Regions from separate parts of the Mus musculus genome. Here all the other regions are linked to region 4. A link is a loop called in an ENCODE intact Hi-C map of the cell type or tissue named here. Cell type or tissue: heart. All regions are shown on one strand. Links, peaks and the distances in the headings refer to the core of each region. The heading gives the core; the rest is flanking DNA.

Evidence for each region. Peaks named below come from ENCODE experiments on the same cell type or tissue, not always from the same donor. Only the 100,000 strongest peaks of a DNase experiment are listed, where the experiment ranks them.
Region 1: a loop joins it to region 4, with 3 times the contacts of the local background. A loop is called at or near these places in 4 of 42 quality-filtered maps.
Region 2: it touches region 4 in a loop (6-fold over the local background); 11 of 42 quality-filtered maps call a loop at or near these places.
Region 3: a loop joins it to region 4, with 3 times the contacts of the local background. A loop is called at or near these places in 13 of 42 quality-filtered maps.

Annotation. Positions count from the first base shown.
Region 1 is chr4:137,591,047-137,598,927 of GRCm38, reverse strand. It overlaps Usp48 (ubiquitin specific peptidase 48), which reads right to left and starts at 4,756. Exons shown (of 27, transcript NM_001355588.1): 1 at 4,412-4,756. The coding sequence starts at 4,545. In heart, for the core only: no CTCF peak of the experiment used is centred there; DNase peaks (open chromatin) are centred at 4,817 and 5,197; H3K4me3 peaks cover 2,192 bases; H3K27ac peaks cover 1,900 bases.
Region 2 is chr4:137,573,649-137,581,529 of GRCm38, reverse strand. Ldlrad2 (low density lipoprotein receptor class A domain containing 2) reads left to right here and starts at 6,350. Exons shown (of 4, transcript NM_001033979.2): 1 at 6,350-6,467; 2 at 6,887-7,018; 3 at 7,863-7,881. The coding sequence starts at 6,961. In heart, for the core only: a CTCF peak has its summit at 3,163; a DNase peak (open chromatin) is centred at 3,109; H3K4me3 peaks cover 704 bases; H3K27ac peaks cover 350 bases; H3K27me3 peaks cover 1,608 bases.
Region 3 is chr4:137,497,562-137,505,442 of GRCm38, reverse strand. Hspg2 (perlecan (heparan sulfate proteoglycan 2)) reads right to left here. Exons shown (of 97, transcript NM_008305.3): 2 at 4,249-4,384; 3 at 3,123-3,167. Among named protein-coding and RNA genes, the nearest start is that of Hspg2, 33 kb to the right of the region's middle. In heart, for the core only: a CTCF peak has its summit at 3,907 (motif pointing right); DNase peaks (open chromatin) are centred at 3,082 and 4,332; H3K27ac peaks cover 1,178 bases.
Region 4 is chr4:137,440,067-137,447,947 of GRCm38, reverse strand. The region is part of intron 1 of Gm13010 (a long non-coding RNA gene); the gene reads left to right. Among named protein-coding and RNA genes, the nearest start is that of 1700013G24Rik, 9.3 kb to the left of the region's middle. In heart, for the core only: CTCF peaks have their summits at 3,304 (motif pointing right) and 4,167 (motif pointing left); no DNase peak of the experiment used is centred there; H3K27ac peaks cover 251 bases.

The DNA of each region.
Region 1 (7,881 bases), core at 3,345-5,844, 150 kb before region 4:
TTTGTTGTGACGGGGTCTCTATAGTCCCTGTTGTCCTGACTGTCCTACAAAGACCTGGCTGACCTTGCGTTTCTAGCAATCAATTTGCCTCTGCCTCCAGAGCTGGGATTAAAGATATTGAACAGGTCAGCTCGGGAACTTTGGGAAGGTCAAGGAACACAAGCCCCTCCAGAAGGGAGGGGCTGATTAACATTCCTCAGACCACAGGGAGAGAACTGACCTGAAGTCCTTGTCACCTTATTCCCTAAAGACCAATCCATTTAAAGGGTGCACTGTTCCGCCAATCATATTGTGTCTAGTTACTGATGCTCTATTCTGCTCCTGGAAACCATATAAAAACATGAAGAACAGGTGCCAGGGGGGCCACTGCCTCTCCTTTGGGTCTGGGACAAGGCCTGTGCACTGGAACAATAAATTCCTCTTGTTTTTTGCTTTGATCCCAGCTCCAAACATGGCTCACTCTGGGGCTCCCTGGAGTCTTACAATGTATGTCCTGTTTATGCAGCAGGGACAAAACACAGGGCTTCCTCCTGCATACAACACTCTATCAAGAGCCAGCCTAACTTTATCTCGTGTACATTTGTACTTTGCCTGCATGCACTGTGTGAGGGTATCAGGTCCCCTGGAACTGGAGATACAGGCAGTTAAGAGTTGCCATGTGGGTGCTGGGACTCGAACCCAAGTCCTTTGGAAAGGCAGCTAGTGCTCTCTTAACCACTGAGCCATCTCTCCAGGACCTTCACCCCACCACCTATTTTCCCTAACTTTCTTTTAAAGAATATAACTGGTGGTAGTGGCACAGGACTTTAATTCCAGCATGGGGAGGCAAAGGAGGCAAAGAATTTAAACAGACAGATTTCTGTGAGTTCCAGGGCAGCCTAATCTACCGAGCAAGTTCAAGGGCAGCCAAGACCACACAGAGAAACCCTGTCTCAAAAAGCCCAAAACAACAAAAGCAAACAAACAAAAAAATCCTACATTTTGTCTCACAAATTAATTCATTTGTTAATTTAGAAAAGGCTGAGGCACAAGAATCTCAAGGTCAATGTGGGCTGCACAAGGAGACTGTGTCTCAGAACACAAAAACTAAAACTCCCAACAACAGGCTGTGGCCTAGGGTTAGGGACACTTTCACATGTGTCCCTCAGCAGTCTGGAAGAAGGAAAGTCTACACTGGCTTTGCAGCACAAAAGTTCCTAGACTAATAATGACGTGGTCCAGTGGTGCTGGTCTTTAATCCTAACACTGGAGAGGCAGGTGGATCTCTGAATTCAAGGCTAGCCTGGTCTACACATCAAGTTCCAGGCCGACCAGGGATGATGCATACATAGTGAGAAGAGAAGTTCATACCAAAAGTGGGCTGTAAGGCGGCCTGCTGGAGAGGCAAAGGGAGAATCACTCTAAATGCAAGGACAGTTTAAGCCAAGGTCTAAAAACCCACACAAAAGAGGCCAGCAGGACGCATCGAGCCCACCAGGTAGGAGTGAAAATTCCAAGTACTGACCTTTACCTACCCACCCAGCCAGGCACACCCAGGAATCTGGAATATTTAGCTCCATAGCTCTTAACCCTGCTTTTCAAAACAGTTTCAGAAATGCAAACAGTCCTGGAGGCAGGGTGTGGTGGCATGCTCCCAAGGGAGGCAGAGGCAGGCAGATCCACCTGGTCTAGGTAATGAGGCCCTCTCTTCCCTCCTCCACCATACCCCCCCCAAAAGAGGGAGAGAGTGGGGTGGGTTTGAGGGTGTCTAGTATACAGCAGCCCCTGGGTACTAACCCCAGCACTTAGCAGACACAATATAGACTCAGGAAGGAGGCAGGAGGAACAGACACTCAGGGTCATTGTTGGCCACAGAGACTAACATTAGCTCTATGAAGCCCTGTCTCCAAAACAAAACCCTAAAAATAATTTCTCTAAGGAAAATATATGAACAAGCCAGGCATTGTGGCGCACACCTTTACTGTCAGCACTCAGGAGGCAGAGGCAAGCAGATCTCTGAGTTTGAAGACAGCCTATCTAGAGTCCAAGACTACCAGGGTTTGTTATACGGAGAAATCCTGTCTCAAACCAAACCAAAAAAAAAAACAAAAAACAAAAAAAAAAAAAAGGAAGAGGAGGATATTCCACAGTTAACATCAGGGAAAGGGAAATGTAATCAAAACCACAATAAAACAGACAAATTTAAAAATGTAATAAATTAAAATTACAATCTTCCTATACTGCCTGTGAAACATGTTAAGGGAAAAAAATACTGCTCAAACTGTTAAAGACAATTGCCACATGACCCAACAATTCCCTTCCCAACACACATGTGTTCATGAGAGCAATTTATAAGAAGCAAAAAGAAACAATCTACAATCTACAGTCCATCAACTGAAAGATGGTGCTGTGCGTGGCGGCGGCAACTGCCTTTAATCCAAGCATTCAAAAGACAGAGAGACTACAGTGGGGGGGGGGGGGGCTGAAGTTTTTAATCACAGCACTTGGGAGCCAAAGGCAGGTGAGTTAAAGCTAGCCTGGTCTACAGAGTCAGCCAGGGCTACAGAGAGAAACCCTGTCTCAAAAAACAAAATGGATGGGTGGATAGATGGATAAAGTTACATGAACTATGACAGATATATGCATGCAATTCATCCCACAGCTTAAGAGACAGAGGCAGGCATTTCTCTATGAGTTTGAGGTCAACCTAGTCTACAGAGTAGGTTCCAGAACTGTTATACAGAGAAACCCTGTCTCCAACAAAGAAAATAGAAAGAGAGAAAAGAAAAAACAATGGCTAATGTGAACCCGAAAAGATTCTCAACTCAGTTACTAGATAAATGCAAACCAACAAGAAAAGGGGACTGAGAGGGTATCTGTGTACTAGAATACTGGCCTCTATCATCTACAGGATTCTGGATCTATTCAGAGTAGGAGGCAATAAACACACAGACGCCAAATACTACTTCATACCCACTAGAACAGGCTGGGAGTGTAGCTCATACAACACCCGTAGGGTTTGCACAGGGCTCTGGGTTAGAGCTGCAGCACCAACAGAACAATGAATGGCACATGTCTATGGTCCCATGACTCTCATGTTTGAGCACCTACTAGCTCGAAGGACTGTAAGTCCCAGGTAAACACGGGCTAAATCCTCAAACATACAAAACACCAGAGTCCCCAGCTCTACAAAAACAAATTGAAAAAAATTGAAAAAGAAAGAAAGAAAAAAGGATATTGGCAATTGTACAGTATCAAAACAGATCATTTGTGTGTGTGTGTGTGTGTGTGTGTGTGTGTGTGTGCACTAATGCTCAGGTGCCCACTGTGTCTGGAAGAAGGCTTTGCACATGCTCTGGAGCTGGAGTTACAGGTGGTTATCAAGCACCTGGTGTGGGTTCTCAGAACAAATGGTACTGTGATCCTTTGAAGAGAAGCCTGAGCCCTCTTTACTAATTAGCCATCTTTCCAGCCCCAGACTTAACTCTGTCTTTTATATCCCCTGTGCGGGTAATTGAACCAAGGGACTCAAGCATAAAACCACCACTCTACTCTCAAGCTAAACCACCAGCACTGTAACTATACACTTCAAATGAGTGCCTCGGTAAAGCTGTTTCAATTCCACACTATACAAATTGATGCCGTTCCAGAACTTCGAGGAGTCTTAATGTCCTTGTGAGCAGACACCTAGAGTTTAGAAAGATGCACCCGCTTTACTTTTGAAAACTTCCTAACTTACATTATATCTCAAATGAGGCACAGCTCTGAAGCCAGGAACCAAGGCTTCCACGTCTTCCACTTTTCCCTACACGCCCGATGACACGGAGCTATGGAGCATGCCTCGGTTTATCAATTCGATTGAACACAGGCCGGTGCAGGCTACGAGGTGGGGATAAGAAAACCACTCTACGCAAAAAAAGATCAGAACCAAGGGCCACGAAGGGGGAGCAGAATTTAAACAGCTAAAAACACTTTACTCTGCAAAGTGGTGTGGAGTTAGGGTGACCAAAAGAAAACACCTATAGGTCAAAGAGAGCCAGCCAATGAGAGCGGGGGACCGATGACGTAGGTTAACCAAAGGGTTTTCTAAACCTGCTCTCTGCAAGTGATACTTAGGTGATCAGGCCTTCTCAGCGTGCAATGACAGGAGATACAATGTCGACGAAGTTCGCTGTCGGCAAGTTCCCCTTTTACAAGCGAAAAGCGCACAGCTATGCCCAAGATCAAACAACACTCCAGCGTTACTTACTAAGCCCTATCTCCAACTATCTCCACCGCCATCTTCAGGATGCGAGCCCAGCAGCCGCATCACTTCGGGGGCTGCGTAGCTCCCGGGTCGTGCAAACTGAAAGGAGATGCAGTAACACCGTGCATCGCCCTGGTTCCCGGTCCCCCGTCCCCCGATCCCGCCTCGGCCACGCGAGGACCTCACCTGCACACGCCTCGGATACAAGGCTCCAGCCAGATGCGGTAGGCGGTCTCGATGTGCTCCTGCGACACCTCCTCGGGCCGCACCGTCTCCGCCCAGCGCCAGGCCGCCTTCTCCAGCTGCAGCCGCGGAGCCATAGCCTTGACCGAGGTAGCACTCGCCGAGCCCGGTGGCCTCCGGCGCCGCCTCCGTCTCCGCCCGAATGGGCACGGGCCCCTGCCAGCCGAAAGAACCCAGCGCTGCCCTCAGACAGGAGAGCAGTCAATCACCTGCGCGCGCCACGGCCGCCGCGCCCGCCCGCCCGCGCCCAGCTCGCACGACCAGCCGCAAAGCGCCGCCGCCGCCGCCGATACCCGACAGACCCCGCGCCTGCGGACGTTGGAGGCGTACGCCCTGCCGCAGTCTGCGCATGCGTGCTCCCAGGAGTCCCTGCGCCGAAAGCCCATGTAATCCGACTGGCGGAAGAAAGCCAAGCGTCTGCCCAAAGGCGACTCGCCACGTCTTTTTTCCGCCATGGTGAAGGCAGCTAGCTACGCTTCAGCCTCCGTCGTCTACTCCGACGAGCGAGAGCTTGCCCTTGCTTTCCACACTTCCCCTGTTACTGTGACAAAGTTACACCATAGAGTACTCAACGCACACCATAGGGCCACCGGGACTGTGAGTGGGACCTGATAATAGCAGAAACCGAGGCAGCCGGAACGCCACAGTCGGATCGAGGATTTCACTTGAGCCTGGGCGAGTTCCGGCTCCTTGCCCGTGCTTTCTGACGTCACGAGGCGTTATGTGGTTTGCGGATGCTACAACGGGACTACATATCCCAGCGTGCAATGCGCTCTGCCACTCGCGGAGCGCGAGGCATCCTGGGGTTTGTAGTCTTCGAAGTGATAGGCTCAGTCTTTGAGTTGCAGGTTGTTTAGAAGCATACACAGGTCTGGGACGTGTTCTTTGCTGTAGGCTGTTGACCAGAGGGTCAACACTTTGACGTCTTAATTCGTTATGGAGTGTACACCCTAGCTCCCTGCTGTGATATTATTTCCTTTTTGCAACTACTTCCCCTTAGACCTAAAAAAGGCTAAACTGAATCACAGCGTTTTGTAACAGAAAAGAGCTATTACAGCTAAAGAGAGAAAATTCCAGGACTTTAAATATGTAAAAGCCCTGTGGGAATTCAAGGACTAATTCCTCCCTTATCTACTCCTCAACCCACCCCACCAGCCCCCAAGTAACCTTGAACTGAAGTCAAGATTTACTGAAGCAAGATTTGGTCCTTTGGTTGAATTTAGGCTGAAAATAAAAAACACAAAAATCTTCTAAGTCAGGACACACACACATACACCTCCTTTCTTAAAGAATTCCTACACCAGTTGGTTGGTGGTGGCACACACTTTTAATCTCAGGAGGCAGAGACAGGTAGATCTCTGAGTTAGTGGGCCAACCTTGTCTACAGAGTGAGTTCCAGGACAGCCAGGGCCACACAGAGAAACCTCGTCTCCTGGAAGGAAAAAAAAAAAAAGTCAAACAAATAAACACTGAATTCCTATACCACTGGTTAACAGTTGAACACTGTTGTGGGGCCCACCTTTAATCCCAGTACTCTGGTGGTGAAGGGTAGAGCCTTGCAAATTTAGTGAGTTTCTTTTTTTGTTGTTTGTTTGTTTTGTGGGGCCCACCTTTAATCCCAGTACTCTGGTGGTGAAGGGTAGAGCCTTGCTAATTTAGTGAGTTTCTTTTTTTGTTGTTTGTTTGTTTGTTTGTTTGTTTGTTTTTTGGAGACAGGGTTTCTCTGTATAGCCCTAGCTGTCCTGGAACTCACTTTGTTGACCAGGCCGGCCTTGATCTCAGAAATCCACCTGCCTCTGCCTCCCCAGTGATGGGATTAAAGGCGTGCGCCACCACGCCCAGCGAGTTTAGTGAGTTTCATGACAGCCAGAGCTACATACATGGTGAGACCCTGTTGCAAAAACACACATAATAAGTTGAACTACTTTCTTTTTGTTTTTAAGATTTATTTATTCATTTTTTTATGTATGCAAGTATACTTGTAGTTGTATAGATGGTTGTGAGCCTTAATGTGGTTGTTGGGAATTGAATTTTTAGGACCTCTTCTTGTTCCAGTCAACTCCACTCGCTCAGTCCCTGGTCACTCCTGCCCAAACATTTATTTATTATTATACATAAGTACTTTGTAGCTGACTTCAGACACACCAGAAGAGGTGTCAGATCTTGTTACAGATGGTTGTGAGCCACCTTGTGGTTGCTGGGATTTGAACTCAGGACCTGTGGAAGAGCAGTCGGTGCTCTTAACCGCTGAGCCATCTCACCAGCCCCCCAAACTACTTTCTTAAGTTAGAAAAAGGCACCGTTCCAGACTAATATCACAGAGGAAAGAAAATCCTCAGGGACAGCTGAGAGCAGTGGTTTAGCTGTGAGTGAGGGACGGGGAAGGCAAAGGCTAGTGGTGAGAGAGATTTGAATCCTCTTCAGTCTGGGCCAAAGGTAACATTAAACACAGAAATCTCATGAGACTTGCTGCAAAGCCAACTGGTTACAATCCTGCCATTCCAGCACATTCCAGGAGTCAGAGGCAAGAGGATTAGGAGTTCAAGGCTATCATCCTTGGGTAATTAGAAATTTAAATATGTAAAAGCCCTGTGGGAATTCAAGGATTAATTCCTCCCTTATCTACTCCTCAACCCACCCCACCAGACCCCAAGTAACCTGGAACTGCAGTCAAGATTTACTGAAGCAAGAAGGGAGATTCTCAAGGAGGGAATGAGGGGCGGTTAAGAACACTGATTACAGCCGGGCATGGTGGAGCATGCCTTTAATCCCAGCAGTAGGGAAGCAGAGGCAGGCAGATTTCTGAGTTCAAGGCCAGCCTGGTCTTGTGAGTTCCAGGTGAGTTCCAGGACAGCCAGGGCTATACAGAGAAACCCTGTCTCGAAAAAACAAAAACAAACAAACAAACAAAAAAACAAAAACAAAAAAAAGAAAGAGAAAAAAGAAAAGAAAAAAAGAGCACTGATTACTCTTCCAGAGGTCCTGAGTGCAATTCCAGTGTTCACAACCATCTGTAATGGATCGGATGCCCTCTTCTAGTGTGTCTGAAGACAGCTACTGTGTACTCATATACATAAAAATAAATAAACCTAAAAAAAAAAGGAGTGAATGAAAACCTGAAAAAGAGACAGCTGGGGATGATGAAGGAGAAGGCATCTTGTGGGTATGAGGGAGAGCAGAGACAGAGGCATCCACAACAGTCCAGAGTAAACTGGGTAAGCAGAGTGAACTGGGCCATGTGAGGAGACAGGGAAGGTGGCAAGGAGGGAGGAGAGCCAGAAGCCAAGAGCAGTGGCCATGAGCCAAAACCTGGCAGAGCCGAAATAGCCGGGTTATAAAGGAATCGGAGAAGCTGGAGGAATAGCAGCCCAGGCCTTGGGCTGGAGAGTTCAGGGTAGGTGGCAGGATGTGCC
Region 2 (7,881 bases), core at 1,774-4,273, 130 kb before region 4:
GGGAGTGGTGGCACATGTTCTCTCACAGACTCTGAGGCAGGGGATCTCTGCAAGTTTGAAGCCAGCCAGAGGGACATGAATTTCCATCTCAAACAATCAAACAAATGGAACCGATTTCAAAGTGAATAGTGCTTGTGAAATCTAGGGCTTTATTTTTATCCTTAACAATAGCCATACGTGATACCAGGGATGGTTACTCCCGCAGCTAAATTGTGTCATAACCCCTTCCTTGCAAGAGGGTTGCTGTGGCTCCTGACTTCATCCCTTTCTGGGTCAATGACTGTTAGAAGCCGGAAGGAAAAGAAGCTTCCTGCCTAGACCTCTCCATCTTTAATTTTTTACAAAACTGGATGCTGAACCTACAGCCTCACACGGGTTCCATACACATTCTGCCTCTGAGCTACATCCCCAGCCTGCTGGTGAGAAAAGTACCAACTGGGCAGTGATAGTGCGCACCTTTGATCTCAGAGGCAGAGGCAGGCAGATCTCTGAGTTCCAGGCCAGCCTGGTCTTCAGAGTTCCATGACAGTCAATGCTACCAAACCCTGTCTTGAAAAAAAAAATTAAATAAAAAAAATTTTTAAAGGCTGCTGTTGAACACAATCTATAGGTCAGGCAGGTCTTGTGGTTTTAATCTTTTTTTGCTGGGATTACAGGACTGCAGCCCCCACTCCCAGCAACTCCTGCTTGGTTGTTGTCATCATCGTCATCATCTTCGTCATCATCATCATCATCATTTACTATTGTTTATATGTTGAGTAAGGCCTTGATATGCACTGTAGATAGTCTTAAACTTTGGGAGATACTCCTCCTTCTGTCTTCTGAGTGCTGAAATTAAATGTGTGTGCCATTATACTTTTTTATTTATTTAGTTAGTTAGTTTTAGTTTTTGGTTTTTGAAGACAGGGTTTCTTCATGTAGTCCTAGCTGTCCTGTCCTAGAACTGATCCGACTGCCTCTGCCTCCCCAGTGCTGGGATCAAAGGTATGAGCCACCACCAGCCTTTTTTTTTTTTTTTTAAAATGAATACACTGTAGCTGTCTTCAGACACACCAGAAGAGGGCATCAGATCCCACTACAGATGGTTATGAGCCACTGAGAATTAAACTCAGGACCTCAAGAAGAGCAGTTACTGCTCTTAACCACTGAGCAATCTCTCCAGTACCATCCCCCGTTCTTTAAAGCAGGGAGGAAAACTATTCCCCCAAAACTCCCAGCAGACCTCTTTTTAAATCTTATAGGTCAGAACTGGGTCACATACTAATCCCCAGAACACAGGGATGCAATTAGGATCTCCTTTAGCAAGGAGACATAGAGAATGGGAGAAGGATGGGCAGGCTCCCAATTGTATCCACCCCATCCTCACACGAGATACCCGAGGGCAGGGGAGAGGGTGTCTGACACTTCAGTAATTCAATAAGTTCTGAGCAAACTCAGATGGGAAACTTAGATATCCATGAGTTTTTCTGTTGCAATCTCAGCCTACAAAATACTTGGGAAAGTAACATTTGTTTTTTATCTTGACCACAAGATCCAATTTGACGGGAGACATTTGTTCTTCTGGCTGCTACATCTGGCCAGCTTGACTGTTTCTGTTGGTCCTTCCTGTGGTGAACACAGCAGTCCTTGGGGTAGTATCTGATCTTAGAGAGGTCTGCAGATTCTGCAACTGCCTCGGAAATAATACTGTGTATACATCATCATCTCCTGACCCTTTTACTGAGACAGGAGTCTCAGGTATCTCAGCTGGCCTTGAACTTACTGTGCAGCTGAGCGGCCTGATCCTCCTGCCTCTACCTCCCAAGTGTTGGGATCAGAGTACTACCACCTAAAAACCATATTTACATTTTCTCTCTCCCTGTCCCAATCCCACCCCCTTCTCACATTTTTTGAGACAGAATCTCATTTTGTAGAGTCCTGGCTGTCCTGGAATTCACTCTAAAGACCAGAGCTGGCCTTGAACTCACAGAGATCCCTGTGCCTCCTCCAGGGTCCAGGGATGAAAGGTGTGCATAGCCAGGCCTGATTATTTTATTATAGTTTTCCCTTTTGAGACACTTTCTAGATTTGTAACCCTGATTAGCCCTGACTCACCGTGCTGCTGCTGCTGCTGCTGCTGCTGCTGCTGCTGCTGCTCCTCCTCCTCCTCCTCCTCCTCCTCCTCCTCCTCCTCCTCCTCTTCTTCTTCTTCTTCTTCTTCTTCTTCTTCTTCTTCTTCTTCTTCTTCTTCTTCTTCTTCTTTTTTGGCTTTTCCAGACAGGGTTGCTCTGTATAGCCCTGTCTGTCCTGGACCTCACTCTGTAGACCGGCCCCACCGTGCTTCTTCTTGTCTTCAAGAATATTGGTTTTTAATCCTAGCACTTGGGAGGCAGAGGCAGGCGGATTTTTGAGTTCGAGGCCAGCCTGGCCTACAAAGTGAGTTGAGTTCCAGGACAGCCAGGGCTATACAGAGAAACCCTGTCTTGATAAACCAAAAACCAAAAACCAAAAACCAAAAAAAAAAAAAAAAAAAAAAAAGAATATTGGTTTTTACAGGTAGATGCCACCACCCTAGGGGCTGAAGTCCAGAGATTTTGAATTAGGAGTTGTGACTTTGAATCAAGTCATCATGTGTTCACAAAAATGCATCCTTGTTTTGAGGATGAGGCTTATTGAGGAAGCGCGATTTCCTGGATCAGGTAGAAAGGGCGGCCCGGGACTCTCTCATTCTCTCTCTCTTCTCTCTCTCTCTCCCTCTCTCTCTCTCTCTCTCTCTCTGTGTGTATATGTGTGTATGTGTGTGTGTGTGTTTGTGTGTGTGTTTGTGTGTGTGTTTGTGTGTGATCCCGCATGACTCCGCCCCTGCATTCTCCCCGCAGCGGACCTGACGGACCTGTGCGGACAGACCTGGCAGGAAGACGCGCTGCAGCTGCGCTCGCACTCGGCTTCACGCAAGTTCTACTTCGTGACTCCGGACACTGACTGCATTCTGTGGTTGCGTGCTGCAGCCCCTGAAGACAGGATGCGCTTCCAGTTCCGCTTCTTTCTGGTTTACAGCCTGTCCTCGGCCATCCGGATCACCGCAGCCACCCAGGCCACTGCGGCCACACCAACAACCAAAGCATCCTCCCGCGACCCGTGCGCACCGGGCTCCTACCTGCAATTCTACGACGGCCCGCAAGAGGCGCCCCGGGCCCTGGGGCCTCCGATCTGTGGCCTGACCATTCCAGCCCCATTCACGTCCTCTGGGCCCTGGCTTGGCTTGCGCTTGGTCACTAGGGGCCGCCAACCCCGGGTGGACTTTTTGGGCGAGGTCACCTCTTTCCACCTGGGTGGGTTGGGGCTCATGGATAGGGAGAGGTGAGGAGGGATAGAGCAGGAGAGGACAGGAACGGGGGAATGGGATCCCAGTTAGGAAACAGTGGGTGACGTGGACAGGGTTGTGGAACCAGTGAGAAAAGAGCTAGATCTACAAATCCTGTCTCCTTCTAGCCCCGACACACACTTTCAAGGTTCACTTGAACAAGGTTCACACAAGACACCTGTTCACACCCAAACTGTATGACCCTCACAATTAAACTCATGTTGGCACAAACGCTTCACACACTCACTGTCTTCTCACCTAAACAGCCACATACCTCACAGCTGGAACTCAATACCGCCTCACACCCAGATATGAGCACTGGCCCCTCTGTCTGGGCCAACCTGTCAGGTTTGCTGAAGGCCTGTACTAGGACTTTCCCCTAAAACTCACTTAGGCAAGGCAGGGTCCACTCTGAGCCCTCTCTGGCCGCCAGCTCACCGCCAGTCAGTCTCTCTGCGAATCTGTACAGCGTTTTCAGATTTCTTTGTTTCTTGGTTCTCTTTCTTGGCAGGGTCCGTGAGCTTACAGCCATTCTCCTGCCTCAGCCACCTGTGTGCTGCGACCAGAGGCTTAGAGCTCTGTGTGTGTGTGTGTGCGCGCGCGCGCGTGCATGTGTGCAAAAGACATTCAAACAGCACATGTCTGTCACAGCTTTTACCCTCTGAGCCATTTTGTTGAGACTGGCTTGCTTTATTTATTTATTTATTTATTTATTTATTTATTTATTTATTTTTGAGACAGGGTTTCTTTGTGTAGCAATGGCTGTCCTGGCATTTGCTTTGTAGACCAGGCTGTCCTTGAACTCTCAGAGGTCTTCCTGCCTCTGCTTCCTGAGTTCTGGAATTAAAGGCATGCACCCAGTTTGATTTTTGTTATTGTTGTTTTTTTTTTTTTTCTGAGCCAAGGTCTAACTCTGTAGCCCAACTTGGCTTTGACCTAGAGATCCTTCTGCCTCTGCTCCAGAGGTCTCAGATCACAGGTTTTCAACACTATGCCTGATTCAAGCTGAGGTGTTGAATCTGCCTTGCAATTCAGATCAAGTTCAAGGCTGTACATAGCCTTGCAGGTTGCCCCGGGTCTGGAGCCACCATGTGCTGATATCACTGCTCTAAGGGAGAGCAGGCTAGCTCTCAAAGCCCAGAAAGAGCCTAGGCTTTCTAGCTTTCCATGGTTATTTCTGGCTGAGTCTCCAGACTAGAGAGTTAAGCATGGGGCTTGTAGGCATGCCAAGGTTAGGGGCCTCTGGCACTGCCTTAGGACCTGGAGGATTAGATGGTGGGCTGGCTCTTGGCTATTAGCCACTTGGCCCTTCAGGCAGGTTCAACTACCTTTGTCTGCCCTAGAATCGTCTGTGTGTGCGTGCACATGCGTGTGCATGTGTGTGGGTGTCGAGGAGAGGATGGGAGGTGCTGTCCCTTCCCTGTTGAGTCTCTGGCTCTATATGAAGTATGCCCTAATGGTGTGTATGTCAGAGGTCAGAGGCCAACTGGTAGGAGGTGTTTCTTCCCCTACCATGTCGGGGGTGTGCCTCTGCCTACTGGAGTCTACCTTATTTTTTTGAGAGCCTCTTACTGAACTTTAAGACCCCCATTTCTGCTAAACTACTGGTTACCAAGTCTCCAGTATCTGCCTGACTCACATCCTACCTCCAGCATAACAGGAACACACCACTGTGCCCAGAGTTTCCATGGGTGCTGGGGATTCAAACGCAGGTCCTCATGTTTGCACAGAAAGTACTTTACCCACTGAACAGTTTGCCCAGTTCCTTGATCTTTTGAGACAGGGTCTCATGTAGCCCAGGCTATCCTTGAACTTACTATGTAGGATATCTTTGAATTCTTGATCCTCCTGTCTCTGCTTCCCAAATGTTGCTATTACTGGTTAGCTACCATACCTGGCTCTAAAGCTAACTTTTGCCCACAGCATGGAATTAGTCAAGCTGTCTGCCAGACTCTGTATACTGAGTCTCATTCCTTCGCTCATGTGTGGTCATTCATAAACATTAATTGAGCACCTGCTGTGTGCCAGGTGCTATATGACAGGCACTAAGGATACTGCAGCAAGCACTAGAGAAGGCCCTGTGTTCTGGTGCTGGCTTGCTGGTAGGGAAGGCAGGGAAGCAAATAAACAAATAGATCTGTGTCTAGCAGAAGGGACAAGAGGTTTAGTGGGCTCTCAGTTGGGATGAGCATCCATGGGAGAGAGGAGGCTTGCAGTTCTGGGTAAGCTGAAGGATAAAATAGCACCTGAGTGGAGATTTCCCACTTAGAATGGGAATGGTAGCGTCACCAGTGGTAAGTGCAAAGGCAGGAGCCAGAGTCTGCCAAGGATGCTCAGGACTATTGCAATTCTATGTATGTGTGTATGTATGTATGTATGTATATGGATACTTTTGTCGGCATATACTCTGCACACCAGAAGATGGCATCAGACAGCCGTGAGCTGCCATGTGGGTGCTGGGAATTGAACTCAGGACCTTCAGAAGAGCAGTTAGTGCTTTTAACCACTGAGCCATCTCTCCAGCCCCCACTGTGAATCCTAGGTCATAGGCACATGACCCACACTCACACCACTGTGTGAACTTCACATCCATCCTTTCTCTTACCCAGATGATAAGCCCTGTGGCCATGGTCAGGTGATCCAACGTCCCCCAGCTCTAGTCTCCTTACCATGGCTCCACAGGGTTAAAGTACACACTATCCATGCCTAGAATCCCATCCTTGGAAGCTGAATCAGGGGCATAAAGTGCTTGACTCTAGACTAGATCACACCAGGAGACCCTGCCTTGAAATAAAGAAATAATTTAAAAATATTAAATTAGAGGTGTTGGGATGTGACTTGTCTAGCTCAAAGAAGACCCTGAGTTTGGTCCTGAGCATTGCATGAATTGGACATTGTGATGGTTTGTATATGCTCAGCCCAGGGAGTGGCACGCGTAGAAGATGTGGCCTTGTGTGTCACTGTGGGTGTGGGCTATAAGATCCTCATCCTAGCTGCCTAGAAGTCAGTATTCTGCTAGCAGCCTTCAAATGAAGATGTAGAACTCTCAGCTCCTCCTGCACCATGTCTGCCTGGATGGTGCCGTATTCCCACCTTTATGATAATGGACCGAACCTCTGAATCTGTAAGCCAGCCCTTATAAGAGCTGCCTTGGTCATGGTATCTATTCATAGCAGTAAAACTCTAACTAAGACAGAGGTGGTGACTTACACCTGCAATCCCAGCAGTAGGGAGGCAGAGGTCATAGGACCAGAGGTCAAAGGTCATCAGTACTAGACGTTCAAGGACATCCTGGGCTACCTATTTTATGAATTCAGTAAGTGTTAACCACAAAGCCACCATGGCCACCAGCACCACAACCAGTTTTCACTGTGTTGACTCCCCTAAAGATTGTATACTGTTATCTCTCCAGGAGACCTACATTCCATGAACATGCTGTCAGACAGAAGCCTTGTCCTGTCCCCCATTTCTCTCACCATGGGACCACAGTGTTGTGGGATCTAGTCTAGGATCCTTACTCCCAGCTTCCCTTTTCTACCCCAGGGTCTTGCGGCACCTACTTCCGCTGTCGGAATGGCAGATGTGTGCCCCGGAGCCTCCTATGTGATGACTGGAACATGGACAACTGCGGCGACGGCAGTGACCAGGACTCCCGTCCCCCAGCCAGCTGTGGAGGTCAGTGATCGGGATCACGTGGACCCCATTTGAATATTAAAGTGGAGAGGCTGGCTGGCCCTAATGCTCATCTCTGGGGGTGGCAGGGCCTGGGTAGAGAGGTAACATACAGCAGGAGGGAGCGTGGCTACAATAATGGTCATTTTAGAGATCAAGAGTGAGGGTCAGTGCAGCGGAGGGAGGAGCGTCTAGTCCGGCGTGTGCCCGGAGACCTGGGGAGAGATGCTTCCCAGGACCCGAGGACCTGCCATCACTTCCAGTCCATATGACAACCTCTGGGTTATGACAGATGCTTGAGAAGCAATAGTTAAGTGAATAACAGACCTCGTGACTCCTCGGTCCCCTCATCGGTGGGGGATGGGGTCATTACATCTAACCCTGCAGACTCCTCACCTGCAAGTGCTATTACTAAAGTGTTCTGCTTAGAGCGAGCCACTTACTGCTCGGACGCTGCTCACCCCAGACTGCTCTGTCCCATGTCCCACTTACCAGCCTGCTGGGTAGACCAGACTTCACTTCCGGGCTGTGTGACCTTGGCCAGATGTTTTTTTTTTTTAAAGAAGATTTATTTATTTATTTTATGTATATGAGTAAACTGTAGCTGTATTGATGGTTGTAAGCCACCATGTGGTTGCTGGGACTTGAACTCAGGACCTTCGGAAGAGCAGTCAATGTTCTTAACCGCTGAGCCATCTCTCCAGCCCCTTGGCCAGATGTTTTATCAACTCTGTCCCTCATTTCCCTTCTTCTGGTACTGAGGATGTCAGAGAACCCTCATGGGGTGTAAGGGACACCGTAGTGTCCCCTGAAAGGGAAGCTCTCAGTGTGCTGTTACTGCTCACAGGTCCCTCTCTGGTACCCAA
Region 3 (7,881 bases), core at 2,795-5,294, 58 kb before region 4:
CTGAGCCACCATGCCTAGTCCAGCAAGTACTTTTATTCAATAGAGTCATTTTTTCCAGCCGGTTTGTCACTGTCTGAGACAGGGTCTCAGATTCTGGGCTAGTCTTGATATGTAGCCAAGGTTAACAATGAATTTTTTTTTTCCGGCAAGGGGAGGACGGCTAGGGTATCATGTAGCCCAGAATAAGATCAAATTCAATACATATCCAAGGATGATTCAATATGTATCTAAGGGCCAGGCAGTGGTGGCCTTTAATCCCAGCACTTGGGAGGCAGAGGCAGGTGGATTTCTGAGTTTGAGACCAGCCTGGTCTACAGAGTGAGTTCCAGGACAGCCAGGGATACACAGAGAAACCCTGTCTTGGAAAAAAAAAAGAAAGAAAGAAAGGAAAATATGTATCTAAGGATGTGCAAACTTCTGATGCCCCTGCCCCGACCTCCAGAATGCTGGGGTCAAAGGCACGTGCCACCACACTCAGCCTCCCAATCATTTCTGAAGTCCCTAGCATGTACAGAATGTTTTTGTGTACTTGTGAGTTTCAGCACAGGTTATAAATACCAGGTTACAGGGGCTGGAGAGATGGCTCAGCAAGTCAGAGCACTGACTGCTCTTCCAAAGGTCCTGAGTACAAATCCCAACAACCACATGGTGGCTCACAACCATCCATAATGAGGTCTGACGCCCTCTTCTGGTGTGTCTGAAGACAGCTACAGTATACTTACATATAACAATAAATAAATCTTTAAATTAAAAAAAAACCAGGTAATCTGAAGTGTTTGCACAGTGCTCAGAACACTCCCCGGCTTGTCACCGTGTGGAGGTAAGGCAGCTCACTAGTTAATGACCCTACTGCTGGAGCAGAATGGCCCACGATGGCCTGTGACATTTCTGAGCTCTAAGGTTGCATCTGTAACCGGAGGCCAACAGTGACCATCCCAGGGGCTGCTGTGAGGATCCACATGGTTCCTGGAGCACAACAAGGGAGCACGGTTGACAATAGCTATTAACTCAGACCTTCTGGACAAGCCCTAGACCAGGAAAGGATTCAGGTAAGAAGCAACGTGAATGCCCTACTGTGTGCCGGGTGATGTTCTAGGGCAGGGGTGCAGCCTACTGTGTGCCAGGTGGTGTTCTACGGCAGGGGTACAGCAATAGACTCATCAAATGCAAGTTTCCATCCCCAGAGAGAGCATCTTCTAGTTGGGGGGGGGGGAGAATAAATCAAATGGGTAAGAAAGTGTGGACTATAGGGATTGGGGGCTAGGGAGAGAGCCTGCTAGAGTGGGAGTGTACAGTTTTCCATGGGGATCCAAGAAGGGAGTCTCTTTGAAGGAAAGGGGTGAGCCACGGGCACTGTCTGTGAGAAGACATCACGCACATGGGAACGGACAAGTGCCAAGGCCCTGAGACTGAAGTGCACATGTGACATCCGGTCAGGATGTATGTGACATCCTGGGTTGAGAGGTGTACTTTACTCTCTCTGTTTTGGGCCTAGAGGTGCACAGCTCCCAAACCAGGGTGTACTCCCTCTATGGAAGAGGGTTCCTGGGGCCCTGGGCCAGGTGCAGGAGTGGACCCTATACTGTCAGGGCATGCTTGTGTCTGCTCTGAACCGCAGCCAATGGTGGGGCCGGCTCGTGGGTGCTGAGTAGGTGGAGCTTGTGGGTGGAGTGTGGGGCTCTGAGCTCCACCACAGAGGCTTCTTGTCTGCAAGTACAGAGGCCCATTGAGAGCCCCCACCCCGGCCCCTGGCCTCAGCCCACGTCCAAGTTCGGGTGAGGAGGCCAGGCCTCTGCCCAGGAATGTGCCCACTCCTGAGGAGAGTGTCAGAGTGTCACAAAGCCCCTTTCTACCAGGGCCTGGGAAGGGCTGGAGTCCTCCAGCCTGACCCCTCTCCTTGTCCCAAGGCAGAGGCAAGGCAGGGCAAGCACCCCACGTAGGTAGGCAGCGTGTGCCGAGGCCCCACCCAGACTGAGATGGCTGGACCTGTAAGGCTGCCTGGGGGAGGGGATAGGGGGGGTGCTCTGGGCATCTGTCCTGACCAGGCTTCCCCCACCTGACCTCCTGACCCTAGCTAAAGCATTCACTGAGATCAGAGGCTGGAGAGGAGGAAGATTATGCTGCCCTGAGTCCTGGTGAGTGAGAGGCATGCACCCCTAACCTCTAGAGGCTACCCCAGCTCCAAGTATCCATTCCTGCTTAGCAGAGTCCTCATCGTGACTGGGCTGAGTCTCCAGGTTGGGAGCCCTTAGCTGGACAGCACACCAGCCTGTACAGAGGCTCAGACAAGCTGCTCCCAACTCCAGAGAGCCTGGCTGCATCCCGGGCACCACCAGTAGAGGAGGAACAGCAGGGCGCCAGCACTATGTTCCAATCTGGAGCCATGCTGGGCGAGGCCCAGGGACCGGCCTCCACTTGGCTGTTCAGAGAGGGCCGCCTCTGACCTCCTGTGTGGCTCTTGGCCAAGGTGGGCTGGACAGAGGACCACAGGGAGAAAGACTGAATGTCAAGGATGAGTGGGGAGGGAGGTCTGCAGAGCGATGACAGGAAGAGCAGAGCCGGCAAAGGAGACAGACAACCAGAGACACTGGGGAAGGGACACACAGAAACCAGAGTAGGCAGACAGCAGAGAAATGTCTAGGCGGTGGCAAAGATGGGGAGGACAGAGAAAGCAGGAGAGGGAAGAGACAGTGGCACAGATGGAGCTGAGGAGTCAAGGAGAAAGTGGATAGAAGTTACCACGGGGGTAGAGAAATACGCAGTCACCAGAGCAGGTCCCCAGCTGGGGGGAGAGACTGACAGGCAGGTTAGGAGAAGAGTGAGGTCTGCCTACATAGGAAGGGCTTCAGTCCTGGGCGAGCTCATATGCTACGTACACATCAAGACCTTGGGCATCGGGATATACACCTGTGCCTCCCAGATGGGACTAAGCCCAGCCGCTGGCCACACCCCAAGGGCAGCCAGCCGCGCAGAGCTGAGGCTGGAGGCTTAGGGCCCATCAGCTCACACAAGTGTCATTTGGCAGGAAGGGGACCATCTCCACAGGTCCCTTGGGGCTTCTGCTAAAAGATGAGACCTCTGCAACCAACAGGCCTGCTCTGGGGATCCCCTGAGCAACTTACCCATCTGGAAGTCCCCGCTGCCCACGTCTCCGCTGCCGAGGCCATCTGCAAGAAAAAGTGAGACTTAACTCAGCAACAACAAATACTCACTGAGCACCAACGTGGTACCAGGCATTGTAAGCTCCTGGCCCAGTGGTGAAGGGTGTACACAGAACACAGGACAGTTACCCCACCCACACCCCATGCCTAGTTAGCTTGGAGGCCTCCATCATAGCGTATGGCCTGAGGTCCCAAATTCCAGGGACCGTCTGTCCAATGGGCGGGGCAGAGGAGCCAGGTCAGGTTGACTTACAAATAGGGACAAGGAGGAGATAAGGTGGAGAGGATGACAAGTGTCCCCTACTGTGAACTGTCAACTACTTTCCCATTTGGTCCTGCTGTCCCCAGGCTGCAGAGGGGAGTGGTGGCCAGCCTATGGTCAGAGAGGTGGGCCGATACCGGGATCATGAGGCTAGGCGTTCAGGACATACACATACACATCTTTTTTTGTTTGTTTCTTCTAGTGGGTATATGTCTGTGACCACATGTGTGCCACCGTGAGCACATGGAGGTCCCAGCTGGGTCCTTCCTTCTACGATGCCAGTTATAGAGATTGAACAGAAGTCGTGAGACTTGGCTGCAAGCACCCACTGCACCATCTTGCTAGCCCTAATCTATTTTGTGCATGTGTTGTTCTTAAAATAAGGTCTATTTATTTATTTATTTATTTATTTAATGTATGTGAGTACACTATGGCTGTTTTTAGACACACCAGAAGAGGGCATCGGGTCCCATGACAGATGGTTGTGAGCCTCCTTGTGGTTGCAAGGAATTGAACTCAGGACCTCTGGAAGAGCAGTCAGTGCTCTTAACCGCTGAGCCACTTCTTCAGCCCCCACATGTGTTGTTCTTTTGTGGTTTGTTGTTGTTTTTAAGACAAGGTCTCATTTAAGGCAGACTGGTCTCGAACTCATGTATAGTGGAGGCTAGCCTGGAACTCCTGATCCTTCTGTCTCCACCTCCCAAGTTCAAGAATTAAGTAGGACCATCTCTTGAGATCCTATCTGGGGTGAGTTTCATAGGACTTTCTACAGCCAGAACTGTTCCTGGAAACCCTCCATCCCTAGTAGGGGAACACATGACTCACCTCCTGATGCATCATCTGCCAGCAGGTCCTCATCATCAGAGAGGTATGAGTAGGTCCAGCCATACCGGCTCGCTGTGACAGTCTCTGTGTCCTCAGGGAGGGAAAGGCCATCGTAGGCCCTCAGCCCATGCGTCACCTATGGGAGATGACAGCCCATGAATTACCCTCTCCTGTTAACCGCCAAACTCTAAGGCCCTCCCTTCTCTTCATTTCAGAGGGGATCCAAATTCCATCCCAATTGCTCCCTACAGTTGCTATATTCACCACAGCTAAGAGAACCAGGAGGAGTCACTTTTTGTGAATCAGCTATCCAAAGATCCACTAACGCCAGGAGGACTCAGAGCCTAATGTGCAGATTCTCAAGGACTCTTTGGAGAAAGCAGACAGCAAAACGAGGATCATTTGGTAAAAGGTGGCTTCATTGTCTTTGGAGAAGGCAAGGGACACCCAGGACACGAGAGTAGGCAAGGGGACATTAGGTAACCTGGAAAGACATGAGCAGGTAGAGGAGTGGCCAGTTTAAGTGTGGAGGGGACAAGGGCAGAAGCAAGAGAATTGATGTAGACTTCTGTGACAGTTCCTCCCTCCTCAAGCCCTTGGCCTTCACCACCAGGTCTGGTGTCCAAGCCTGGTCACAGGCAGCACATTCCACTGCTCAGAACACGTAAAACCCTGCAGCTAATTCATCCCACTGCTCAGAACACGCAAAGCCCCGCAGCTAAATCATCCCACTGCTCAGAACACGCAAAGCCCCGCAGCTAAATGCTTGTGTCTAAACGGAGGCAAGACAGACATCAGCTCCCCACGACCTCAGGCTAATGCTAAGCTCAAGTGCATCTCTGGCATCTGTCCTGGGAAAGCGAGGGGGAGGTTCGGGGCAGCGGCACAGCACAAGGCTAAGCAAGAGGTCCAGGGACCCATGATCCAGGCTTTCCCCAGAAATGGCTCTGGGCTGCGAATGCCTACATCTACTTGGACAATATCTAGATGTTTTCAAAGGCGTTGTCCAGGTAACTAAGAGGAAAACATCCAGGGAACCCAAAGGCTGGGAGGCCCCAGGCCCAGGTATTCAATGACCCCAGAACAATCCAGAATTCTGGTGAAAAGGCTTCAGGCACTGCGGAGGCTCAGCCACCGGTGTCTGGTCAAAGGGACACAGTTCCTTGTGAAAACCCCAATTCTATACAGTTCATGTCCCCCAGGGCCTTCTGCTGCAATGTCCTTTTCTGTCTGGTTTCTAGAACCAACTCTTGTTATCCCTTACATCTACTTAGCCATCACCTCTAACTGCCCAGTAACAAAAAGGCAGAATTAGCCTGGTGTATCGGCTCACACCGATAATCCCAACACTTAGGCTAGGGGCAAGAGGATCAGTTCGAGGTCAACCTTAGCTGCACAGCCAAGTGGAGGTCAGTGTGGGTTACCTAAGACCTTATCTCAAACACACACACACACTCACACACTTATGGGCAAACCACTGGTCTCTCCTTCACTCTATGTGGCACTCTCTCCCATCCTATGTTCCTGTTCCCATAAGTAGACACAAAATCCCTGGGTCTGTCTTATCTGCTGCCAGTTGATCCACACGGGAGCTGAGGCTCATTTTAACTGCCAGGCACAGCCATCATATGTGTGTGTGTGTGTGTGTGTGTGTGTGTGTGTGTGTGTGTGTGTGTGTCCGGGACTGAGCACCACGTGGTCACTTTGTGTTTGTCCGGCTGCTGAGCCTTGGATAAGAGCTGTACTGCCCTCACCTGACAGCATGGTGTGACCTACTGTCTGATCCTCATAGCCAAAGAGCCATGCTGCCACCTGATTCTCATCTCCTGACCACATAAGGGGCTCATTCCTGTCCACAGTGGTAGTCAAAGGCTTGCAGACTATGTCCCTATGCATGCAGGTATGTGACCTCAGACTCTCCAGGAGTGGTAGCAGAACATATGACATGCCTGTAATACCAGCACTCAAGAGGCAAAATCAAGAAGGTCATGAGTTCAAGGCCAGCAGGGGCCTGATTGAGGTCTCGCCTCGAAACCAGTGTCCTGTCTAGGGTGTATCTCAGTAGTTCGCTGATAGAACACCTGCCTTCCTCATGGGCGCAAAGCCCTGGGTTTGGTCCCAAGTACCACCATCACCAAAACACAACCCCACCCCCACCCCCCAAGGGCAGGTGAAAAACAGATTTCTGGCTCCTTCTCAGAGCCCCGGAGGCAGCTTCTCATTGCAGGTTTGACAGAGCTGTGCATACCCATGAGATTCTGAGAGGCGCACTTAAGAACAAGACTGGAGGCTTGTTCTTCCCTGCCTGGGAATAGAGGTGTCTGGAGGGTCAGCCTTGAGCAGGCCTTGATTGACACCAGGGGACTAAGAGGCTAGAGTTGGGGCAGGGACAGTGATCAGGGGCACAGGAGCTTTGAGAAAGGGCATACTTGGGTCCTTTCCAGGTAGGAAAAGTCACGGTGTTATGATCACACCCTCCCAGTGCCCATTCGAGCAAAGCTATGGGGGCCAAGCACAAGGTGCACAGATCCCTGGCACCACTTAGACACTGCTGTCTGGAAAGGAAACTCTTGCTGCTAAGCAAGATCCAGGGCTTCTTGTAGAGAGGAAGGGGGTGGGGTGGGGGAGTAGCCTGGAACCGGACAGGAAATAGCAAAGTGAGATTCAACAAGAAAAAACACGCCAGGAACACACATCTGCAGGAAGGCCAAGGGCACAGGGCTCTGAGTCAGAAGGCCCCCAGCCCTAGACACCAGGTTGACGGTGGCAGCTGCTCTCGCCTGTAGCTCTCTCCCCAGTATTGGAGCATACAGGGGCAGCCAGGGCCCTCAGGGAGAGGTAAGACAGCCAGGGGCAGAGAGTTCGTTTGCAAAAAAAAAAAAGCTGTCTATGCAAAGGCAGCTGTGTTTCACATCTGGGAGGGGAAATGGAGCCAGAGGGAAAGAGGCTCTGGAAAAAAAGCAGAGTGGGCCTGGACACCTGATGGTAGAAGAGTCTGAGTGCTAGCCAGGCTAGCCTTTCCTTGGGACAGTCAAGGCAGAGCCAGTACTCGCTCACAGAGTGCTCCCTGCACACCAGGACCTCCCGAAGCTGGCTGCAGACCTAACCTCTCACCAGTGAGTGCTAAGGACCCTGAGAGTCCCCCTCAGGTCCCCTTTCAGTATAATACATGTCACCCAGAGAACCACAGCTCACAAAGACCCTCTGAGGTGGTGAGGTAGTGGTGTGCGGCTCTTCCCCATAGACCCTGCCTAGATCACCATGGGGCTAACCTGTGCTTCAAGCTCTGCACTAACCAGGCAAAGCCGAATCACTGGGCTAGACCTCATTGAGGCTGCAAGGCCCAACAGGATGGCAGTACCAGAATGAATGCCCAAGGCTACCCAGGCTCCATCTCCAACCTGACCAGTCCCCTGAATGGCCCAAGGGGATGCTGGGCTGGCAGCAGCCTGGGCCTGTGCAAGTGTGTTCCTTAAGTCCTAAGGAGCCATGGGTAGCTCCAAGGTCACAGGCAGAAATAGAACCCAGGCTTCCTGCCCCGTAGCCTGTCTCCGGCCATGCGGGAGCCCTGCTTCCTCCCAGAGGAACGGGAGTACTCAGGCAGGGCTGGAGGGAGATCTGAGCCAGCAAGGA
Region 4 (7,881 bases), core at 2,882-5,381:
AGATCCGAAGCCTCCACCAACGCACCAGCTGCTGTAGTGATGGCCTGGCCTGGAGCTGGCTGGAGCCAGTTGTTCAACATTCTGGAATTTGGTAGGCTGATTTTGTTGTTTGCTTGCCTCCTCCTCCTCCTCCTCCTCCTCCTCCTCCTCTTCCTCCTCCTTCTTCTTCTTCTTCTTCTCCTTCTTCTCCTCCTCCTCCTCCTTCTCCTCCTCCTCCTCCTCCTCTTCTCCTCCTCCTCTTCTCCTCCTCCTCCTTCTTTTCTTTGATAAGGTCTGAAAATGTGGTCTCTGCCTGCTGAGTACCAGGATAACAGATATGCACCACCGGGCAGGGTGTGGTAGGCTGTTGTTAAGCATGGGGAGTCTAAAGCCAAGCACAACCGGGAACCTTCACCCCAGCATGTGTGACAAATTAAGACTTTCCTTTGAGATTCTGTTGCCAGCAGAGCACTGGAGTAGGGGACCCGGGCCAAATGACCACACTTTTGAACTTGTGTTTCCTCAGCTAGGAAAACCACAATAATTATGACTACGCATGTACTCACACAAACATGAGTGTGCACACATACACATGTGCACAAGCATATACAACACACACACACACACACACACACACACACACACACACACACACATATCCTGGGTTCTATGCTAAGTCTTTTTTTTTTTTAAGATTTATTTATTGTTATATGTAAGTAGACTGTAGCTGTCTTCAGACACCCCAGAAGAGGTCATCAGATCTCATTATGGGAAGTTGTGAGCCACCATGTGGTTGCTGGGATTTGAACTCAGAACCTTCAGGAGAGCAGTCAGTGCTCTTAACCGCTGAGCCATCTCTCCAGCCCCCTATGCTAAGTCTTATGCATCAGCTCATTTCTTTCTCATTCCCACTTTATAACTGGGAACCGAGTCTGCAGTATGTCCAGTCTGCAGCTCACGGGCTTCATGAACCTCAGGATGGCTGGGAATGTGGCACAAGATCAGAAACTTAAAATATCACAAGATTTGGTCTTTCTTTCTTTCTTTCTTTCTTTCTTTCTTTCTTTCTTTCTTTCTTTCTTTCTTTCTTTCTTTCTTTCTTTCTTTCCTTCTTCCTTCCTTCCTTCCTTCCTTTCTTTTTCTTTCTTTCTTTCTTTCCTTCTTTCTTTCCTTCTTTCTTTCTTTCTTTCTTTCTTTCCTTCTTCCTTCCTTTCTTCCTTTCTTTCTTTCTTTCTTTCTTTCTTTCTTTCTTTCTTTCTTTCTTTCTTTCTTTCTTTCTTTCTTTCTTTCTTTCTTCCCTCCTTCCCGCCTGCCTTCCTTCCTTTATTAAAACCTTGATTATGGGGACTGAAGAGATGTCAAGATGGGAGCATGGCAGCATCCAGGCAGGCATGGTACAGGAGGAGCTGAGAGTTCTACATCTTCATCTGAAGACTGCTAGCAGAATACTGGCTTCCAGGCAGCTAGGATGAGAGTCTTAAAGCCCACATCCACAGTGACACACACACCTACTCCAACAAGGCCACACCTTCTAATTGTGCCGCTCCCTGGGCCGAGCATATGCAAACCCTGACCTCTCTCTACAACCCGATCCTCATAGCCCTTTATGATAACCATCAGCAACTCCAGTTCCAGCAGATCTGATATCCTCTCTGGCCTCTGTGGGCACTGCATGCACATGTATGATGCACACATATGTATGCCAGCACAATACACGAATACATAAAAGAAACACTCAGAAGATAGACACTTTTATTTTGGTTTTTTGAGACCAGGTCTCATGAGATTAAAAATGTTAATTTACACTTATCTATTTATTTCATGTATGCGTGTGCAACGTGTGTGTGTGTGTGTGTGTGTGTGCATTTGTGTGTTGTGGGTAGGCATGTGCCTCCCACAGTACAAATGAGGAGGTCAGAGGATCGCTTGAGTCAGTTTCACTTTCTACCACATAGGTTCCAGGGATGAAACACAGGTCATAAGGTTTGCAGGAAAAGTGCCTTTACTTTCAGAGCCATCTCCCAGGCCCTATTTGTTTACTTATTTGTTTTGAGACAAGGCCTCATATGTCCCAGCTAGCTTTAAAGTCGCTATGCAACTAAGGATGACCTTTAACTCCTGAACACCTCTGACATGCTGAGATTTGAGGTGTGCATCACCACGTCCAGTTTTATGAAAAGCTGGGGATTGAACCTGGGACTTCACGCCATGTTAGGCAAGCTCTCCACCCACTGAGCAGCGTCTCCAGTCCTCACAACTTTAATTAAAGGAAGATCAAAACTGGGTATGGTGGTGTGCGTGTTTTGTTTTCTGTGTGGCCCTAACTGTCCTGAAACTTGCTCTGTAGAGCAGGTTGGCCTGTAACTCAGAGATCCAAACCTGCCTCTGCCTTCTGAGTGCTGGGACTAAAGTTGTGCCCTACCACTGCCCGACAACCTCACCCAATCCCAATGACCGTCCAATGGTCTGACCTCCGAACAGCAACATATGAATTTGGGGATTCATAAGTGTCCAACGCATGATTCTTGGGCACTGGCACCTTCAACATAGATAGAGTTTGCTTTCTTCCTGCCACACTTACAATGGTGTGTCCTGCTGAGAGCCACTGAGGCCTTGGGCGGTACTCCTGCATCCCCAGTGTCCAGTACAGATGTTAGCATGTAGGAAAGACAGAATGAATGGCTGCCAAGCCATGTCCTGGAAAACAGCCACTGCCGATGAGCTGGGAGTCTGTGGTAAGGTTCCCCGTCAGGGAGGCTGGGATCTCAACTTGCTGGCTCCAAGGTTCCACTTCTTGAATCAGAAGCCTTGTCCCAACCTGACCATCCACCAGGAGAGTTCAGAGAACATAGCTAAAGACCGGAAGCCTGCCTCAGGCTTGGCCTGGGCCTAAGTTCTGAGGTCCCCTCAGTGCCTTCTTTAGCCCTGTACGCCCCATCAGCCACTCAACAAACACTAAATCATCCTGTTTGCCATGGAAGGCTGCTGGGTCAGGCTACCTGGGTATGTTCTCATCTCTGCTTCTTAAGAGGTGGGTGGGGGGCTTCCCCTCATCTCCCTGCCTCCCTGAGCCTCATCCTGCTCCCTAGTCAAGGTTGATGTAGGGTTCTAAACAGCAAAGGTCTGTTTAGTTCCCTTCCTGTTTCATTTTGAAGGACTCAAAACAAGTTCAGCTTCTAGATACAGTAGCTGTCTGCAGCCCTGGCCAACCCCATTCCCTCCCCTCCTTTTTGGCTGGCATCACCTGTTTTTTTTTTTTTTTAAAGATTTATTTATTTTATGTATATGAGTACTTTGTAGCTGTCTTCAGACACACCAGAAGAGGGCATCAGATCCCATTACGAATGGTTGTGAGCCACCATGTGGTTGCTGGGATTTGAACTCAGGACCTTCGGAACAGCAGTCAGTGCTCTTAACCACTGAGCCATCTCTCCAGCCCCCCCCCCTTTTTTTAAGATTTATTTTATGTATGTGAGTACACTGTCGCTGTCTTCAGCTATACCAGAAGAGGGTGTCAGGTCCCATTACAGATGGTTATGAGCCACCATGTGGTTGCTGGAAATTGAACTCAGGACCTCTGGAAGAGCAGTCAGTGCTCTTAACCACTGAGCCATCTCTCCATCTTTGATTATCTCCTTATGCATATTTATTTATCCCATCCCTCCCCTTGCTATACTCGGCACAGCACTGATTCGCATGTATGCAAATGCCCCCTGTATTTTGACATTTACGGGGTGCATTGCTCAGTAATTTGTTTTCATGTTCTGTGGAATACTTCTGCAAAGTGGCTGTAACCATACAGGTGCCTCTAGCTGAGCCAGTTGAAGTGTTTAGTGCTGCGCTCGCCATGGGTACCACAACCCAGCCCTCTGCCATATGTATTCAAGCTGCTTCCAATCATTGATGCGCACTGTCTTTGTTTACGTTTTGAGACAGGGTCTCGTGTAGCTCAGGTTGTCCGCCAATTCCCTACGTAAGCAGGATGACCTTTAACTTCCGATCTTTCTGCCTCCACCCCTCTGCCCCAAGTGCTGACATCACAGGTGTACACCACCACACCTAACTCAATTTACCCTCCATGAGTAAGTTGGGATACCTTTTATCTCCCTGGAACACCTTACAGAAAGCAAGCCAGTTGAAAATTCCTGGAGACGACTGTGGCTCTTGGGCACCCCCTGCTGGTCACTTGGTAATTACATTGGAGCTGGATAATCCCAGATGCCCTTTCCAAAGAAGATGCTCCACTTCCCCTGCAATGTCTACCCTCAAGTCCACCTTAGGGATATCTAAGAACGGGGCTCTTGTAGAAAATGCTTAGCATCTCAGCTAAAGGGCAGAGTAAAAATGCAATGGGAATACACTTGCTGACGGCCAAAGTGGACTATGGCAGACAAGTGAGTGTAAGACTAGCCTGGGCTATGTAGTTATTAATGACCGAGACTCTGTCTCAAAACTAAACAAAACAACCAACCAATCAAAAACCAATATGGCACTCTCCAGGAGTGTGAGCGTGTGCAGAGCTGGTGGGAATCAATGCGTGGCCGTATCCTGAAGCATCATGCATGTGTGCTCTGTGGCTAGTCACTGAATATACACCGAGGCTTCATGCAGTGGCTGTGACCTGGGACACAGTCAGGCCTTTCCTTGGTTAGTCCCAGGATCTGTCTTTCTCAAAAGCTCCCTCATCCTCACTCTGCCCTAAACATTATATATATATATGTGTGTGTGTGTGTGTGTGTGTGTGTGTGTGTGTGTATGTATATATATATACATATATATGTATATATATGCATATATACACATATACATATATATACACATGTATGTATATGTGTATATACATATATGTTTGTGTGTGTTTCTTGCACGTATGTCCATGCACCACTTGCATGTGGTGAAGCCAGAAACGGACTCAGAGGCCCTGGAACTGGAGTTACAGCCCATGAGCTGCTGCGTGGGTGCTCTTAACCAGCGAGCCATTGCTCCAACCCTGGCTCATCTGCCCTTAACTGCTTTGACCCTGGACACCTGGAGCTCCTGCTGAATCTTGTTTCCCCTAGGATGCTCGACTTGCTTCTCCTACAGCTGTTTTCCAATCAGCTCTTTTCCATGGTCCATTGTGATTTTTTTTTCTTAATGTTGTTTTTTTGTGGGATTTTTTGTGGCTTTTTAAAGTTTTTGTTTTGAAGCTGGCCTCAACCTGAATATGTAGCCAAGAATAATATTGCTTCTAGAGCTGGAGAGACGGCTGAGTGACTGAGAGCACTGGCTGTTCTTCCAGAGGACCTGGGTTCAATTCCCAGCAACCACGTGGCAGCACACAACCATCTATAACTCCGGGTTCAGGGAATCTAATAGTCCCTTTCAGCCCGCATGGACTGTAAACATGCATGCTTTGCCTGCACACATACAAAATAAAAACAATAATTTAAAAAAAATGATGCTTTGGGGGTGGAGAGATGCCTCAGCAGTGAAGAGTGCTTGCTGTAAGCTGGCCTTTGTCTCCAGCATTCATGGGGGGAAGCTCGCAATCACCTGTAGCTCCAGCCCTCTTCTGGCCTCCACAGGCATCCATGCATCCATGGCACACACTCAGCACAGACAAATACACATTAAACATTTTAAATCTTGGGCTGGAGAGATGGCTCAGCGGTTAAGAGCATCGACTGCTCTTCCTAGAGGTCCTGAGTTCAATTCCCAGCAACCACATGGTGGCTCACAATCACCTATAATGGGATCTGATGCCTGCCTCCATCTTCCAAACGCTGGGATGTCAGGTGTGAGCCAAGACATTGGACAATGATGTTGCCACAACTGTAGATTGTTTTTCTTGCTGACCCAGAGACCAGACATAGAAAGGCAAAGTGGCATCTTGTTGTCCCTAACCTAGTTTCATTTTGTCCATTGCTCTGACAAAACACTGTGACCAAGCTGGGCCTGGCACATCGTCAACTCTGGTGCTTAGCCAGCAGAGGCACACAGATGATCTCCGTAAGTTTCGGGCCAGCCTGGTCTATGAGTTCCAGTCCAGCCCGGGCTACAGAGTAAGACCCTGCCTCAAAAGATTACAACAAACAAACAAACAAACAAACACAGCTACTCTGACTAAAAGCAACTTCCGGAAGGAAAGAGTTTATTTCAGCTCACAGGTTATAGTCTGTCACTGACGCAAGCCAAGGCAGGAGCTCGAAGCAGGGACCATGGAGGAACACTGCTTCTCAGTATTCCTGATCAGCAGTGTTTTTCTTTCTTTCTTTCTTTCTTTCTTTCTTTCTTTCTTTCTTTCTTTCTTTCTTTCTTTCTTTCTTTCTTTCTTTCTTTCTTTCTTTCTTTCTTTTTTATGTGTATGAGTGTTTAGCCTGAATGTATGTAAATATACCATGTGCATGACATGTCCTCAGAGGCCAGAAGAGGGCATCAGGTTCCCTGGAACTAGAATGACAGGGGACTGTGAGCTGCCACTAGGGCGCTGGGAACAAAATCTGGATCCTCTGCAAGAGCAGCAAGAACTTTTATCAGCTGAGCCATCCCTCAGCTGATTTCTAACCCTTTAGCTAACTTGCTTCTCCAGCCCAGGGCCACCTGTCCAAGGAATAGTATCAGTCACAGTGAGCGCGACCCTCGTTTATCTATTAACAATCGAACAACCCCCCTGAGAGGGATGCCCATAGGCCAGTCTCCTTTAGGGAACTGTACCTCGGATGACACCAGGCTGTGCCAAATTGGCAGTAAAGCTAACTAGGACATTCCATAAGATTGGTCCTTTCTGAGCCCTCGGAGCGAAGAACCTGTGACTGGTCTCTATCCATGACGCATAGACAGCTACCTTCTTATTATGTATGTCTCTGTGTCCCAGTATATTGGATGAGCCCCAACCCTAAGACGTTCACTCCAATACAATTTCCAAATATGAGTATATCCTCAGCCTGGAGAGACAGCTCAATGGTTAGGAGCACTGTCTGCTCTTCTAGAGAATCCATGTTCAATTTCCAGCATCCACATGGCAGCTCACAGATGTCTGCAACTGCAACTCCAGGGAACCTGACACCCTCACATAGACGTACATGCATGCTAAAGAGTAATACACACGAAATAAAAATACATCATTTATTATTATTATTATTATTATTATTATTATTATTATTATTATTATTTTGGTTTTTCGAGACAGGGTTTCTCTGTATAGCCCTGGCTGTCCTGGAACTCACTTTGTAGACCAGGCTGGCCTCCAACTCAGAAATCCGCCTGTCTCTGCCTCCCGAGTACTGGGATTAAAGGTGTGTGCCACCACTCCCAGCCTTAATTTTTTTTTTTTTTTTTATAAAGAGTACGTCCTGAGGCTCTGGGATACTTAGGTTTGGATGTTAAATGCAAACAAAGAAGGTGTTGGGAATGTGCTAAAACTTCAGTTTACACATTGTGTGTGTGTGTGTGTGTGTGTACTGGTGTGTGTGGGGGGGCTGGGAGTTTATGTGTGTGTATATATGTGTGTGTTTGTGTGTATATATATATGGGATTGTGTGTGTGTGTATGGGTGTGTGTGTATGGGTGTGTGTGTATGGGTGTGCATGTATGGGTATGTTTGTGTGTGTGTATATTGGGGTGTGTGTGGGGGTTGTGTGTGTGCATGTGTGTATGTATGTGTGTGTTTGTGTGTGTATGTATGGGAGTGTGTGTGTGTGTGTGTGTGTGTGTGTGTGGCATGCGTGTTACTGCTCACGTTTGGAGGTCAGAGGACATCGAGGACAGCAAGGACAGCTCTCAGGCAACACTTCTCCCTGCCACCATGTGGATTTCAGGGTGAGCTCAGGTCATCAGGCTTGGTGGCACCTTAACCCGCTAGGCCATTTTTCCAGGCCAAGAGGTAGAGCTTTTAAGTTGTGAGGTCGCCAGTGAGCCAGG